Linked DNA regions of Homo sapiens: region 2 is linked to region 1. The links are chromatin loops, found by intact Hi-C in ENCODE. Cell type or tissue: CD14-positive monocyte. All regions are shown on one strand. Links, peaks and the distances in the headings refer to the core of each region. The heading gives the core; the rest is flanking DNA.

Region 1 (2,923 bases), core at 153-2,652:
CATTCTATTAGAAAAAGTATTAGCATCCCTGAGCTAGAGATGCCCAAGGCACAATAGGCCTCAAGGGTGTGTCATTTGAGGCTCAAACTTCCATCTGAAGACCTGGGCACATCTCTGCACAGACAGTTCAGTAAGCCATCATCTACCTCTAACTTACAAAGATATGGGGTGTAATATAATTTTATTAAGGAAAATAAATAATTGACCACCCTTCTGTCTTCTACAAGCAAGTTCCATTAACTCAACCCCCTACCTCCCACCCCCGAGGCCCCCTGGTCTCTCAGTGTCCCTCAGTGAGTAGTTACTGATATTCTTAGCTAGCTTAGTTGAGAGGTGTCTTTTTCTGAGTCATAGTAAGTCTGTTCAGACTTCCTTCCACCATTGTGTCACTTATCAGCTATTCTGCTGGACTGGTGACTTTTTATCCATTTAACTACAGACAATATATTCTGGGCCAGACACTTAGCCAAAGGCTGGAGAGACAGAGGGAAGAAAACATGCTTCTCAGAAGAACCCACCTTCCAATCACATGGAGAAGTCAGCTGCACAACAAATTGATGAGCTGAGCATTCAAAGTGGGGCAGATGGGAGGGATTTATTTTGCTAAGGGAATAGAGAGCCAATGAAGGTTTCAAGAGCTCAGACATTTAATGTGGGCCCTGGGGGACAAGTAGGGATTTTACTAGGCCACGAAGGAGATGATAGAAACCATTCCAGACTCTTTGGGTGTGCCAGAGGAATCCAAGTTAGAACTCTATGAGGAAAAGGAAACTCAAGGAGACAGAATTTAGGCCTTTTACTCATCATACCTCTCCATCTGGAAACCCAGATCTCTGAACAAAGTATGGAGGGCTTTGTCTTTTCCTTTAATGGGGAAGACCACTCCCTTATAAATGATTCTTTTCCTCCTTGTACAGAGATGTTAAATGCCTTGCCCAAGTTTGCATGCTTAGTAGGTAACAAACAGAACCTAAATCCAGTGCCTATCATAGGGCCTGGCCCCTACCATGTGGTCAGTAATCAATTTTGTTGCATGAATAATGATTGAATAAATTAATAAATGGATGAACAAACTCAGATCTCCTGACTCTTGTATAGTATAATCTCTGCTACTTGGTACTTCTTGTTGTTGTTTGATCATACTACTAGCAATCATTGACTGTTATCACCATACACTGCAGCATTACTCAGACCTTGGTAAATCCCTAAATTCATGAAATCCTCTATAACACATACATTTCTCCCAAATATGAAAATTTTGCACAGGAAAGGAAGTCTATCAAACAGCTTTAAACATTGCTTTCTATTCTTTCTGCCTCCAGTCTCAATTCCTTTCCATTTCTCTTGCCCATGGTTATTAGGGGCTGGGCAGAATCGTACCCTGAACTGCACCCTTAATATGCTTTCCATGTGGCCATTCTATGATCTGCAGGCCAGAGTTGCTTCTCTACTGCAGGGTTAGAGGCTCCAACTTGACTTTTCATCTTTATCTTTCATTTATTTTCACATTAATTTGATAAATATTTATTGAGCACCTCTTAAAAATCAGACCCTGTACTGGATACTGAAGATACAGGCATAAAGAGGACAGCCACACTGTCTTACCTCACGGAGCTCCCTATCTAGTGGAAGAAACAGTGAGAAATGAAAGTTATGCATATGATTGTGTAATGTTCCTTTTGGTAAGTGCTACAAAAGGGAAGTAAAGACACTTCCCTAAGGGGAGTAGGCAATGGCCCAGTAAAGAGTGGGGGAAAGACATTCTTGGCAGAGGGCACAGCATGGGTAAAAGCCCTGCAGTAGGACAGAACTTAGATTTCCCAGGAGATTTAGAATCGCTCACGTGGCTGTAATGCTTGGTTCACCAACAGCCTTCCAGCGGCTTCCTACTGCATTGAGAGCACACTCCAAAGTTCTTACTCAATGAACAGGACCCCACATGGCCCAGAGCCCTACAACAGGTTGGATCTCATTTCCTCACCACCTTTTCGCCAGCCTCGTTTGCTATTCCTCAAAAGTGAGAAACATCGTTCATTTTCCAGGCATCTATATTTTTCTCTCTCTGCCTATGACAGCTTCATACCAGATATCTTCATAGCTCACCCGCCATTCCATTCAGATATGTGCTAAAAGATTACCTCATCAAAGAGCCTTCTCTGATAGCTCTACCTACAAAAGCAACCTTCCCCCCACTCTCTGTCCCATTACTCTGTATGTTGTCCTTCATTGCACTTACCACCACCTGACATATTTTTATTTTATTTGATGAACTACATGTAGCCTTCTGTTACCTTGGAAGGGTCATGAATGAGGGTATCTTGTTGACTGCTGTATCCCTAGCACTCAAAACAGTGCCTGGCCCCTAATAGGCACTCAACAAATATGTATTTACTAACAGTTGAATGGAAAGGTTGATATAAGACCAGTTCAAAGATAAAGCCAGGAGTCATACCCTGTGATGCCATGTAGCCACGTCACCATTTTCAAAACCTCATATCCTTCCTGAATACTCCGTGCACTATCATGCCTCTGGGCTTGTCTCAGATCTTTCTACCTGCCTGCAATGCTCTTCCCATCCCTTTGTATTTCCATCTCTGTCAATGAAAGTCCCATTGGCATAGCCCATTGCTTGAACTTTCACACAGCATGTATTTAATTTCCCTCTGGATACTAGCGAATGGGGTACGTGTTTGACTCCTGTCCCCAGATAGAGAGATCCTAATATAATAGGTGGGATAATGTGGATGCATGCCTGGTTCCTGTCCCAGCACAGAGTTTGACCCCAAGTAGCACTCAGGAAAGTCTTTGTTTAATTGGATTACAGGAAGGCAATAATACAGAAGAGTGAATAATCCAAGTAAGGTCTGGGAGCTGAGTCAAAGTCATGGTTAGATTTGAGGGAACATATAGTTAAGAGCATGAA
Region 2 (2,923 bases), core at 160-2,659, 54 kb before region 1:
GTCTCATAGTCTCATTTCACACTCTATGTCCATGTGTACACATTGTTTAGCTACCACTTATAAGAGAGAACATGCGGTATCTGTATTTCTGTATCTGAGTTGTTTCACTTAAAATTTTTATACTATGTATTCAGATAGTCTCTGGATTTTTATCCTTGGATTAATATAGACCTGCATTGTGCAGTAGGGTAGCCACTCACATGTGGCTACTTAAATGTAAATGTAAATTAATCTTAATTAAATAAAATTAAAAATTTAGTTTCTTAATCCCACTACCATGTTTCAGGAGCTTAATAGCCACACATTATTTATGGCTAATATATTGGGCAACACAGATATCCATTATCTTAGAAAGTTCTATTGAATAGTGCTGCCCTAGATGGCCAGTTTTTGTATACTTGGAAAATATTTTCTTGGCTCTTTTGGAGGTATTTTCATTGAGATACCTGTGAAGGCTATTGTTATGTTCCTTCATTTCTTTTGAGAAGCAGGCTTTTAAAATATACTTTGCTATGGGAACTCATGTGTATCAATCGGAGTCCTGGAAAGAAAACAAATTCACACCATTTATTCAAAAAAAGAGTCTTTAATGATGGCAGGTGTGAACAGAGTTAAGAGAATCAAGAAAAAATGTAGAGGCAGCTAGAGTTTAGCAAAGTGGTAAGGGATTACAGTTTAAAGCTGAAGGGCTATTGGAGTCGTGGGAAGTGCCACCCCACATAGCTGTGGTCCTGAAGGAATGTAGCCTGTAACAGAAGTGGGGCCCAAAGCAAAGATGAAGCAAGGAAGTAATTCTCCAGCCTCCCTCATGTCCTGACTTTTAGTCTCCAGCCAAACCCAACCTGAAGCCAACCAGCAAGGGAGCCTGGGAAAGCTGGTCTGCAGGATAAGCCTCCTATGGCACAGAACGGAGAGAAAGGCGGAGAGTAAAGTCAAGGTGGAGAAACAAATGGAAAATAACCAGTACCATGGTTAAGGGCATTATACCACATTACCCAATCCCATTTTGAGATATTTATATTAGAGGTAAGTAATGAAGTTTTCCTTCCCCAGATGGATAACAGCATTTCAGCATCATGAATAATAACAAAGTGCTTTCCTTTTGCTGTGGCATTCTGGAAGATCAGATTGAACTCTGTATTCCACAACTGTGAGAGGGCATTGGAGTTGCCTATTTGTGCTTATTTTCTTCCTGGCCTGTACTTCTCATTCTAATTTATATTTTACTTTGTCCTGTTGTTTTATTTTCGACTTATATTTTTCAGTTTTATTATAAGCATTTCTTTGTGTTTACATTGTGAAATGAGGCAAGAATAAAACAGACAAATAGATAAATGCCTGTTTTTAATTCTTGGAATCATTCTGCAGTGTGTCTTGCCCATAGTTGACTTGTTAAGTGCAAACAAATTCAACCATGCAGATAAATAATTTATATGGTAATTTCCATTTCTACCCATGCTAATACTGATCATTCCGTTCAATACTATTTCTTTGGCCTGAAATTGTTGGACAGCTTCTAACTTTCCATATCCTCAGAGGAGACAATAAAGGGAACTTAAACTGAAACTGATGCTGCAAGTGAAGTTACAACTATATGAGTCACAAATTCAAGAAAGGAGCTCTTCCATATGTCTGAGAGCATGGTGGGAATTAGGGACATTTATGATAGAAACGGTGAGAGTCGGGGACTTTTATGAGAGCATTTCACAGAACTAGGCAAGATGAAATAATACCTGCCTAAAACAAATATGATTGGAGGCTAAAGATGTAATAATCTCAACTATTTTCACCTTCATTTTTTCAATGAACTGGTCTCCATACGTCATAGATTCTCATAGTTTTTTTTTTGTTTGTTTTTGTTTTTTTTTTTGAGACGGAGTCTCACTCTGTTGCCAGGCTGGAGTGCAGTGGCACAATCTCGGCTCACTGCAACCTCCACCTCCTGGATTCAAGTGATTCTCCTGCCTCAGCCTCCCGAGTAGCTGGGACTACAGGCACCTGCCACCACATCCGGCTAATTTTTGTATTTTTAGTAGAGACAGGGTTTCACCATGTTGGCCAGGATGGTCTCGATCTCTTGACCTCATGATCCACCCGCCTCAGCCTCCCAAAGTGCTGGGATTACAAGCGTGAGCCACTGCGTCCGGCCACGTCATAGAGTCTTAGATATGAAGATGAGAAAAGACAGTAGAAACAGAATTCAAGCTTAGAGAAATTTTCATTGGTTTCTATGTTCAGGACTTTTAAGTCTCATGCTTCTAATAATGTTTATGTAAAATATTTTACTGTTTTAAAACATGAAGCTATGAAAGTAAGAGCACTCTAAGAAGAAAGTGGATATTTGCTTACCTCCCTCTCATCTTTTCATTCTTAGGTGTTCTACAGATTCATTAAATTGTGCTTTCATAACTTCTTCTCAATGTTTAGAAACTTAATAAAAACTATCAAGTTCAGAAACTTAGTAACAATTATCAAAATCTCCCTTTAGTCACTTTTCTTTTTGGCAACATGTTCTCAGTTCCCCTTTCCCATCTTTCTTACTGGTCATATATTATAAATAGGTTAGCATTTTGCATATTTATATTCCATTCCATCTGGTCATAATTCTTTCTTTTTTGAAGAAATTAAGGGCAAATTGTACTTGATATTTTTAATGGCAAGACACATTCTAGAATTTTATAATCTATAATAATTCAAGTATTTTGGAAGCTCTTTGTGGATTGTTAAGAATTATAATTTAGATTTGTGAGAGAATATTTATAATACTTTGACTCTAGACCTAAGATATATATATTTTGAAATTACAGAAATACTTTTCTTTAAGAAAAAGCAGTTTTTTAAGAAAATGGAACTACATAAATAAAATATTCTTTCCAAATTGTGAAGTTACTTTCATTTGCAAATATACAATATTTTTTGCATA

Evidence for each region. Hi-C counts contacts between places; a loop is a spot of excess contacts. Peaks named below come from ENCODE experiments on the same cell type or tissue, not always from the same donor. Only the 100,000 strongest peaks of a DNase experiment are listed, where the experiment ranks them.
Region 2: it touches region 1 in a loop (3-fold over the local background); 3 of 110 quality-filtered maps call a loop at or near these places.

The regions. Positions count from the first base shown.
Region 1 is chr9:99,578,945-99,581,867 of GRCh38, reverse strand. No RefSeq gene overlaps it. Among named protein-coding and RNA genes, the nearest start is that of NAMA, 210 kb to the right of the region's middle. In CD14-positive monocyte, for the core only: CTCF peaks have their summits at 1,202 and 1,403; DNase peaks (open chromatin) are centred at 367, 1,697 and 2,477; H3K4me3 peaks cover 1,096 bases; H3K27ac peaks cover 2,500 bases.
Region 2 is chr9:99,633,054-99,635,976 of GRCh38, reverse strand. The region is part of intron 3 of LOC101928438 (a long non-coding RNA gene); the gene reads left to right. Among named protein-coding and RNA genes, the nearest start is that of NR4A3, 190 kb to the left of the region's middle. In CD14-positive monocyte, for the core only: no CTCF peak of the experiment used is centred there; DNase peaks (open chromatin) are centred at 1,606 and 2,496; H3K27ac peaks cover 1,869 bases.